Linked DNA regions of Homo sapiens: all the other regions are linked to region 4. Evidence: chromatin loops called from intact Hi-C (ENCODE). Cell type or tissue: heart left ventricle. All regions are shown on one strand. Region 1 holds the start of SLC47A1 (solute carrier family 47 member 1). Region 2 overlaps ALDH3A2 (aldehyde dehydrogenase 3 family member A2). Region 3 overlaps LOC105371573 (a long non-coding RNA gene). Region 4 has its middle 5.7 kb from the start of ALDH3A1.

Region 1 (2,500 bases), 220 kb before region 4:
TCCGCCCGCCTAGGCCTCCCAAAGTGCTGGGATTACAGGCGTGAGCCACCGCGCCTGGCCTAATGACCTTGTTTTCAAATCCCTGAATCCAAACTTCCTGATTATGTGAGCCAAAAAATTTGTTTTCCATTTTCTCTACTTACATTGGATCATTACAACGGAAGGAATTTTGACTATTAGAGAAATCAATCTTGTCCTGGTAACTGACACTTATTAGGTAACGGCTGGTGCCAGGCTGAGGGCAGGTGGCACTGACTCCGGTCCTCCGCCCAGGCAACCCCAGTCTTCACAGCTGGCGACGAGTGTTCTTTCACGTTTGCAGATGAGGAAGCTGAGGCTCTGGGAGGAAAGCGCGCTGCTCCTGCCCTTCTGGGCCGCAGCCTCTCGTACTCCCACAGCAGGCTTGATGGATAAACTTCCAACACGACCAGCTGGCACAAACTGTGCTACTTGGCAAATGGGAGCATGTTGCTCTATCCTGGTAGATTCTAAGTTCTCTAATGGAACAACTGATGAGAGGAGAGGAGTATGCAACACCCTAACCAGCATCAAAGGGTGTACCCAACTCAATCTGCACAGCAAATGCGCCCAACCCCACACACCCCGCGGGGTGCTAACCGAGTCACGGCTCGAGGCCTCTGGGTCCTTCCACGCCAGGTCATTCAGAACCTGAAACCCCCAGCGGAGGTGGAGAGCCGGGGTGAGTCCTGGCGTCCGAGACGTGGAGGACCCAGCCCCCGGAGCGCGTTCCGTTAGTTTACAGAGCTTTTTCAAACTTTGCCTTCCAAGTGCAGGAGTTCCTTGGTCTTTGCAAGACCCGCAGGCGTCCGCAGTGGTGCAGAGAGAGGTGCAAGGGGCGCGCCCAAGGTCGCAGGCTGCCTGGCTGCGCGCTCAGTCGGGCCCCCGGGCGCCAGGCGCGGGGCGGGCTCTGGGCGGGCGGCCGGGGCGGGGACTGCAGAGCAGGCTGCACTGCGCGGTACCCACTGCCGGCCTGCGCGGTACTCACTGCCGGCCTCCGCGGTACCCACTGCCGGCCTCCGCGCTACCCGGCCGCAGCGCGCGAGTCACATGGAAGCTCCTGAGGAGCCCGCGCCAGTGCGCGGAGGCCCGGAGGCCACCCTTGAGGTCCGTGGGTCGCGCTGCTTGCGGCTGTCCGCCTTCCGAGAAGAGCTGCGGGCGCTCTTGGTCCTGGCTGGCCCCGCGGTGAGTAAGGTGGCCTCAGTGGCAGGCCGGTACCGGCGGGCTGGGGACCTGGTGATTTCTGCCTCCGCGGGTGACTTTGGCGGGCTTTGGGGACCGAGCGAGCTGTCCGCCGGCGGGCTCCGGGGAGCATCGTGCCAGGAGCCGGGCGGGCACCCCAGCTCCTCTGCCTGCGTCCCGGCCGCTTTCCGCTCCGCACCACCCGACTGGGGGCCCCGCGGGGCACTGCGGGAACGGCTGGTACGCGCCCGGGCGCATGTTGGCTCGGAGAGGCCGGCGGCTCCAGCCTCCTGCGCCAGGAGACACCGGAGAGCTGGGACCTTTGCCCCTAACGGGGCTCTACCAGGTCCAGGCTGCATTTGCATCCGGGGGTGCCTTCTCTGGGAGCTGATTCCGGCCAATAAAACGCAAGTTGCCTGAACTTCAAAACACAAGGGAACTTGTTTCTTTGAAAAGTAGCGGTCAAAAGTTCGGGAGCTCTGCGATCTAAATAATCCCGAGGCACGGAGGAGGGGGTGCGTGGTCTGTCGTGGACTCAGAGCTGCGAAATGATTTCTTCAGAATTCAGTCAACCTCTACCGAGGAAACCAGAGGCATCCTGTACCACCCCCTCCCCGCCAGTAATTATGTATGTGAAAGAAAAAAGGGGTTTTAATGTGGTTCTTTGTGGGGTCGAGGTGTTCTTATCTGTGGGATTCTTTTCTTTTTAATCATTAGGTTAGGGCTGTTTCTGCCTTGTCTCCTAAAAATAATGTGGTTTTAAAAACCACAAAAACACAATCCTATCCACGTTCTCCTGCCAGCTTGGGTGGTTTTCAAACCGAGAGGGTAGGACGCGGCACAAGAAGCAACTGGTATGCACTTAAGGCGTGAATAAGCTTTTGACTTTGAGGCCCACATTCTGCACCTGCGCGGGCTGAGGGGGGCCGCTGTGCCTCTGGAGTGGGGGCTCGGTAGTTTGTGGGATATTGTGGCACCCGCTGTGGTGTGCAGGACAGCAAGGGTAATGCCGAGGTCAAAGCCATGGAATAAGATCCATCAGCCATGCTTTCTCACAGACCAGAAAGAACTCATGATTTGGGGCTGGGCGCGGTGGTTCACGCCTGTAATCCCAGCACTTTGGGAGGCTGAGGCAGATGGATCACTTGAGGTCAGGAGTTCGAGACCAGCCTGGCCAATATGGTGAAACTCCGTCTCTACTAAAAATACAAAAATTAGCCAGACGTGGTGGCGGGCGCCTGTAGTGCCAGCTACTCCAGAGGCTGAGGCACGAGAATCGCTTGAACCTGGGAAGTGGAGG
Region 2 (2,500 bases), 82 kb before region 4:
CTTTTTTTTTTTTTTTTTGAGACGGAGTCTCGCTCTGTCGCCCAGGCTGGAGTGCAGTGGCGCGATCTCAGCTCACTGCAACCTCCGCCTCCCAGGTTCAAGCAATTCTCCTACCTCAGCCTCCCAGGTAGCTGGGACTACAGGCGTGCGCCACCACGTCCAACTAATTTTTGTATTTTTAGTAGAGACGGGATTTAACGATGTTGGCCAGGATGGTCTTGATCTCTTGACCTTGTGATCCACCCGCCTTGGCCTCCCAAAGTGCTGGGATTACAGGCGTGAGCCACCGCACCCGGCCCCCTCCCTCATTCTTTACCCTCCCTCAGAGTTAGGGTTTCTCATGGTCTTGTCCTTGGGTCTCTTCTCACACCAGGCCTGCTTCATGAATGATTCCTTCCTGCAGCCTGGCCTTGGTAAACTGCTCCCTGGCCTCTGGTCACCTGTGTCTTATATCACACATGCCATTCCCTCTGCCCAGCTCACACTGCTCCGCTTTGTGCCTGTCAGTCTGTTGTACACACAATGAATTAGAGAAATGAAACTGTCACAGAGCATGGCTTTGTGGAGGGCAGAGATTTACACTTGCTTATTATCATCCAGCTGTGCAACCTTGTTGCCCTGTCTTACTTTCCACAGGCTTTGAGAAAGCAAGTGGGTGTGTGGGGCCATGGATGAATGAAGCCACATGGGATGGTGGGAAGAGAGCACATATAGCATTTAGAGTCTGATCCAGGTTCGGGTTCTGGCTTTGCCACTTAGCAGCCGTGTGACCCTGGGCAGGTTAACTGACCCTGTAAGCTCCCTTTCCCTCTCTGGAAATGAGGCTGCTGATAATTCACCAAGTGGGATTGTGGTGAGAATTATCTTAAGAGAATGATTTAACTCTTAGCACAGTCCCTGGCATAAATGAGAGCCACAGCTCTAGAAGAGGTGCAAGTCCTTGTCTTGCTCATGGAAAGCATCCTGTTTGACAGGGAAATTGACTTTTCCAGGGAAGTTGGTAAGGACTTCCTGAAAAGAGATACTTCAGCTGGCAGAGATGTTCAGTGGGGTTCCCAGGCAGCAGGGAGTGCATGTGAGCTTTCCCGGTCGTTGTTAGACAGAAGTAGCTTGCATCATCTACAGTGAAGCTTGTTTTGTCTGTTCCCTTTATTTCAGGTTCCAGTGGGATGGGAGCTTATCACGGAAAACATAGTTTTGATACTTTTTCTCATCAGCGTCCCTGTTTATTAAAAAGTTTAAAGAGAGAAGGTGCTAACAAACTCAGATATCCTCCCAACAGCCAGTCAAAGGTGGATTGGGGAAAATTTTTTCTCTTGAAACGGTTCAACAAAGAAAAACTCGGTCTCCTGTTGCTCACTTTCCTGGGTATTGTAGCCGCTGTGCTTGTCAAGGTGAGTCCCTATAACCCATGAGTGCCATTCAGTCTGGTCCTGGCCTGATGGCTGCCAGATGCATATTCTAGCAGGACTCTACATTAACTTGTAGAGTCTAAGACAGGGTCAGTGAACCACAGCCTGCTGGCCAGCTACCCGTTTTTGTCACTGAAGTTATTGGAACACAGCCACACCCACTTGTTTAATCATCCACAGCTGCTTTCATGGGACAGTGACAGAGCTGAGTAGTTGCAACAGAGGCTGAATGGCCCTCAGAGCCTAAATTATTACAGAAAAGTTTGCTGATCTCTGGTCTAAGAGATTAAAACAGCGTAGAACTTGATTGCAGAATTCTGAGCTGTCTGATCAAAGGGTTAGCCCTTTGATCCTTTTGGTATTGGACTTTCCTTGTCACTTACAGCTTTGTTCTTGAATGTGCATGAAATCAGCTTACCACAGAGGTGAAGGCAAGAACTCTGGTACAACAGCTTTGGTGAGGGATATTTTATTAGGCTTGAGTTTTTTTCCTCCAAAGTTCACTACCTGATAAAGTTTATCTTTGGTGATTAGTCATTATAGGGATGGGCTTGCAAAGAGGCCCTCATGATAGCTGCCTTCTCAAAGCAGTTTGCGTATTTTGAGATGAAAGAGGAAATCCGTAATTAAAGTTAAGATGGAATGAGGAAGGCAATTGTGTCTGTGGTGCCCTCAGCCGTTCAACTGAGGATATAACATTGAAAATATTGACCATATCAGTGAAGAATGGGCTTGGAAAAGGCAATGGTAATAGTTGTGTTTATGTTTTGTTTAAAATTTGAAAGGGGGCCGGCGCAGTGGCTCACACCTGTAATCCTAGCACTTCGGGAGGCTGAGGCAGGGGAATCACGAGGTCAGGAGTTCAAGACCAGCCTGACCAATATGGTGAAACCCTGTCTCTACTAAAAATACAAAAATTAGCCAGGCATGGTGGCACGCACCTGTAGTCCCAGCTACTCGGGAGGCTGAGGGAGGAGAATCACTTGAACCCGGGAGGTGGAGGTTGCAGTGAGCCAAGATCATGCCACTGCACTCCAGCCTGGGCAATAGAGCGAGACTCCATCTCAACAACAACAACAACAAAAATT
Region 3 (2,500 bases), 380 kb before region 4:
TACACTAAGGAAATTGGCCAATGCAACAATCAGGGCTTTACTATTTTATATTTTATTTTTTCTCAGAAAACGGGACGTGCTACTTTACCAGCACATCACTGGGGGTAGGAGATGAGGTCAGAGAACTCGCCAGGCCCAGATCACCCAGCGCCTGAGTGGCTGGAGGTTAAGTGAGTTGGGTTTTTACAGGGTCCCTCTGTGTGGGTGTGGGGGGAAAGCTGAGAGGCCGAGGAGCAGGCAGATGTGGTCATCCAGGTAGGTTTGCCAGACTTAGCAAAGAAAAATACAGGATGCATGCACTACTCGGGACATACCTAACTAAAGAATTATTTGTTGTTTATCTGAAATTCCAACTTAAAACACTGGGTATCCTGTATTTTAGCTAGCAACCCAGGTGGCAGGTGGAAGATGGAGATTCACGATTGCTTCTGGAAGACTCGCTGTGTGATTCCGCCCACCCCATGGCCATTCCCTCCTCCTGAGATGTTCAGAGCAGGATTCCTACCTAGTGCCCCGCCAAACATGGCCCACACCCCAAGTCACCCTGGACCACACCCGCCCCTCCGTCATTTCCTACAGGCTTTTCCTGCAGATTGAGAGAGGAAACTGGGCAGGGAGCACACCACTGATGGGTGAAATGATGATCTCACAGGAAACCAGACAAGCTAGAGTTGTCACCACACCCTGGACTCAGAGAACTTGGGTACTTCACCGACGGCCACCTCCCATCGCCCTTTCATTCTTCATGGGCAGGGCCTTGCAAGCCTTGGTGATGGATTTTATTCCATGAGATGGGGCAGCTGTTGCAGGAACACGATTTGAGTTGTTTTTTGAAAGATTGCTCTGGCTACTGTGCAGAGTGGCTTCTCAGGGTGCACACGGGGGAGATGTCGTAGGACAACTGGGTGTTGGATCTGGAGCTCAGGGAGAACAACCCTCAGAGGAGATGGCCCCTGGCTGAGCCTGGAGATACCACCATTCCAGAGAAGAGCAGAGGGCCAGGAGAAGGGGCGTGTGGCTGTGTGGTTGACATCTCGATGACATGTGCTGTGTGTGTCCCTCACAGACTTGGGATCTTTCTGGGAGGCAAACACAGGCCTTGGGGAATGTTCTGGGATGGGCGATGTCAGCCTCAGTGTGTTTGCTCAGCTGCTGGGCTCTCTTGGGACCATAGAGGACTGCAGCACCAATGGTGGAACTCCAGGCGTGGTGACAGGATGTGACCAGGTTCCCCCACCCAGGTCTGTGGTCAGCCTGGCTGTGCTGAATGGTGGAAGCAGGGGTGAGGCCCCGAGAGGTGTCTGGAGCCATCTGGCCGTGAGGTCAGCCACCCAGCCAGGCCTCTGGAAGCCATGGGCAGCCACTTCCCAGATGCGGCTTCCTGCCCTTTCCTCCACCAAAACCACACTCAGCTCATAGGCTGGCCTCAGGGGCAGTCCCTTTCCCACGGGGAGGGCCGCATGCAAATGCCACACTGAGCTGAGCCAAGGCAGGGGTCAATTCTGAAGGCCTGGATCCTCCATGTCCTATGGGCAGGTCAACCACAACAAAGCCCAGCCTGCCCATCAAGCCCCACTGCTTTCCACTGCTTTGGTGCCTTCGCCTCTCTGGGTGAACCCTGCTCACCCTGAGCCCCTGCATGTAAGGCACTTTTAGATGCAATCATCCCCTGCGATTTTCCTGATACAGGGAGAAGAAGGCAGGTGGCCCTGGCCACTGTGTGTGCTGACGCAGAGCGAACAGGCAGCAGCACTGGAGGGAGGGAGGAGTGTGTGTGTGGCTGTGCGTCCTGTGTGTGGATTTTTGTGTGCAAGTCCCGTGTGTGTACCTAGCATGTATGTCCCAGTAGCTTGTGTGTACCTGTGCCCTGGGTGTGTGCTTGTGCAAATCTCTGTGTGTGTTTGTGCAAATCTTTGTGAATGTAAACCTGTACCTAAGAGTGTTGTCTGTGTGTCAACGTGTGTGTATAGGCGCCTGGAACCAGTTATGATTTAGATCAACACCCCACTTTCAGCCTTGGCGAGATTCCTTCCTGCAGGACCGGGGAACAGATCACTACTCCCATTTTGCAGAAGTGAGACTGAGGCTCAGAGAGGGCCGAGACTTGCCTAAGGTCACCAGCTGATGGGATTACAATTCAGTCCTTACCTCTATGGTGGCTTCTAAGGGTTCATGGGTGTTCTTGGTCCCAAACTCTCCTCCCCAACCTGTTCCATTGGTGCCTGCAATACCCCTGTTGGGAAGAGACAGTGTCCTTGGCAGATTCATCTGTTAAACTGGCCTCCCTTCATGAAACAGGGACAATCCATCCTTCCCAAGACTGTCCTAGCGGGTAGATGGCCCCTGGAGCAGGAGGGCCTGCCAAGGAAGGCAGGGAAGGGGAAGGGGTGGGGGTCCTGCAGAAAGACAACTGCCTGCCCTTCAGAGTGTGGGCTGTGGGAGAGGCTGCCACAGACATGGGTGTGGGTTGTGGTTTGGCCACTTGGGCTTCCTCCTGGAT
Region 4 (2,500 bases):
CTCTGTTACTGTTACAAAGCCCCTCTTTGGAGAGGCATGAAGTCAGCAGAACTGGCTGTGCCCGGGGCAATTTCCCCACTGTGTCCACACCTTCTGGGGACTTGTAGGAAAGGACTTCTGGGGCTTCTTCATCTCTTTATCTGCTGCCAGTCATAGTGCCTTGGGTCAGAGAAGCTGCAGGTTTGCAGCCAGCGGAGGTGAGTGCGAGCAAGGGGGAGCCTCCCCTAAGATGCTGCAGAGGCCCCAGTCCTCACCCCATCTCCCTTGGACTTTCCTGCTCCCAGGAAGCTGTGGCTCCCAGGCCCAGGCCCTGGCTCCCAGGAAGCCTCTGCCGAGTCAGGACAAAGGGCATCTTAGCGGGGCAGAAGGCATGAGTGCTGGCTGGAGGGGAAGTGGGTACTAGGGCCATCCTGGCTAAGTCAGCCTGCCAGGCAGGATGGCAGCAAAGTGCAAGTCATGGTGAGTTAGGCACGGGCAGCCTCACAGCAGGAATGCCCGGCCCTCCTAGCCCAGGCGGAACCTGCCTGAGTCACCGCCTGGCTGCAGCCCCAGCTGCAGAGCCTCTGCAGACCAGCCCACACCCCGGCCATCCTGGAAGGGACACAGCGGGCATGCCAGGAGGACATGCCAGGGCACGCTTGGGTTGGTACTGCCAGTCTCTTGGGGTCTGGGAAGCCCCGTCCTGGATCTTAACGGACACGGAATGCACCCTCATCACACATGAAATATAATGTTTACTCGAAAAATGCAAAGAAAATTTAAGTTTTGTTTCTTCACAATAATCACACAAATGTAATTTTACAAACATAATACACATTGTTTAGCTCAGACTTTTTCTTTTGTACGTACTTGGTTTGCCCCTTTCTCAATATGAGTGTCTCATCTGTAATCCACAATATTTTCCCTAAGTTTTTCTCAGTGCTTATTTGACATACACAAAAATGTACATGACACACTGGAAGCTGTCAGCATTTTAAAAGCAGAGCCTCATCATGCACCCTCTTCTGCATCTTCTGACCCCACTCCCTCCGGGGCGGCCGGGAGCTGGAGTCCATTCCTCCTCATGGCCGTGTGAAAGCAGTGGTAAGCATGTAGAATGTGCAAGCAACCACAATGTTCCCCGTGGATGGGAGACCACTTTGCCTTCCACTTTGGATCAATGCTCCATGGGCCGCTTTGCATGTCTTGGCGTGTGTATTTCTGCGTGTTAGATCCCAGGGATGCTGGCTTTGTCAGTCTTCACAGGTGTTGCCGGTGACTATCCACCAAGGTGGCCCTAAGGGGCTGTTGTAGTTCCAGCTGGCCTGGCAGTGTGTGGCACTCTGCCGTTTCCCTGCCGCCTAGTGGCTGGTGCATTCCTCACTGTGCAATGGCCATTGGCATTTGCCCATTTCTTGGAAGGGTTTGTGTTTTCCTTGTCAGTGTCTAGGAGCTCTTTGTATATTACAGCCATCTGCATCACTAGTATTTTCCTGAATCTATCATTTATCCACGGACTTTATTTATGGTATATTTTGTTATATAAAAGTTTTTATAAAGCTAAATAGAACTCTCCTGTTTTAGTTTAGATTAGGAGGGTACTCCTTGCCCCAGGATTAATTCCTAATTTTCTGCTAAGATTTTTATTGTTTTATTATTCACTTTGAATCCATCAAGAGTTGATTTTACAAATGCAAATGGAAATGCACATTGATTTTCTTTTTCTTTTTCTTTCTTTCTTCCTTTTTTTTTTTTTTTGAGACAGAGTCTCACTCTGTCACCCAGGCTGGAGTGCAGTGGCACGATCTCGGCTCACTGCAACCTCTGCCTCCCGGATTCAAGCAATTCTGTGCCTCAGCCTCCTGAGTAGCTGGGACTACAAGCACCTGCCACCACGCCCGGCCAATTTTTGTATTTTTAGTTGAGATGGGGTTTCACCATCTTGGCCAGGCCAATCTTGAACTCCTGACCTTGTGATCCATCTGCCTCGGCCTCCCAAAGCGTTGGGATTACAGGCGTGAGCCACCGCGCCCAGCCCACACGTTGTATTTTTTTTTTGCAGATGCACAACCTGTGTGCCAGCATCGTTTAATAACAACTCCACCCCTTCCTGACCCTTTGCTATGTGCCAGGTCTGAGCACTTCCATGTATGAACTCCTTTAGTCCTCACAAGCACCCAAGAGGCAGAAACTATCATTATTTCCATGAGAGATGAGGAACTGAAGAACACAGAGGCTAAGTGATTTGCATAAGGTCACACAGCTAGTGAGTGATCGAGCCAGGTTTCACCCGAGAATCTGACCTGGCATCCCCTTGAGGAGACTCATATCCTGGGGAGTCCTTCCCCCCAGGTTTGCAAACATATTGCCAGAGTGTGGAATACGGTTTTCTCCAAATTCTATTCTCATTCCTAGTCTTGAACGTGTCTGCTATCCCCATTCCCCTTCCCAGGGAAACTGCAAATCACGATGTGCCCAGGTCTGTCTCATCAGTGCTTGCAGAGACCAGTCCATGCGTGGG

The links. Peaks named below come from ENCODE experiments on the same cell type or tissue, not always from the same donor. Only the 100,000 strongest peaks of a DNase experiment are listed, where the experiment ranks them.
Region 1: it touches region 4 in a loop (3-fold over the local background); 9 of 110 quality-filtered maps call a loop at or near these places.
Region 2: it touches region 4 in a loop (2.0-fold over the local background); 13 of 110 quality-filtered maps call a loop at or near these places.
Region 3: it touches region 4 in a loop (4-fold over the local background); 86 of 110 quality-filtered maps call a loop at or near these places.

Annotation. Positions count from the first base shown.
Region 1 is chr17:19,532,872-19,535,371 of GRCh38, forward strand. SLC47A1 (solute carrier family 47 member 1) reads left to right here and starts at 983. Exons shown (of 17, transcript NM_018242.3): 1 at 983-1,203. The coding sequence starts at 1,069. In heart left ventricle, no CTCF peak of the experiment used is centred here; DNase peaks (open chromatin) are centred at 1,050 and 1,437; H3K4me3 peaks cover 1,691 bases; H3K27ac peaks cover 944 bases; H3K27me3 peaks cover 432 bases.
Region 2 is chr17:19,670,563-19,673,062 of GRCh38, forward strand. It overlaps ALDH3A2 (aldehyde dehydrogenase 3 family member A2), which reads left to right. Exons shown (of 10, transcript NM_000382.3): 9 at 1,159-1,394. Among named protein-coding and RNA genes, the nearest start is that of ALDH3A2, 23 kb to the left of the region's middle. In heart left ventricle, no CTCF peak of the experiment used is centred here; a DNase peak (open chromatin) is centred at 1,508; H3K27ac peaks cover 1,198 bases.
Region 3 is chr17:19,369,401-19,371,900 of GRCh38, forward strand. It overlaps LOC105371573 (a long non-coding RNA gene), which reads left to right. Exons shown (of 3, transcript XR_934302.4): 3 at 67-2,332. It also overlaps a transcript of B9D1 not described here. Among named protein-coding and RNA genes, the nearest start is that of MAPK7, 7.8 kb to the right of the region's middle. RefSeq lists a silencer at 2,094-2,153. In heart left ventricle, no CTCF peak of the experiment used is centred here; a DNase peak (open chromatin) is centred at 1,301; H3K27ac peaks cover 1,839 bases.
Region 4 is chr17:19,752,708-19,755,207 of GRCh38, forward strand. No RefSeq gene overlaps it. Among named protein-coding and RNA genes, the nearest start is that of ALDH3A1, 5.7 kb to the left of the region's middle. RefSeq lists enhancers at 24-1,223, 76-606 and a silencer at 2,184-2,323. In heart left ventricle, a CTCF peak has its summit at 1,328 (motif pointing left); DNase peaks (open chromatin) are centred at 534 and 1,314; H3K27ac peaks cover 518 bases.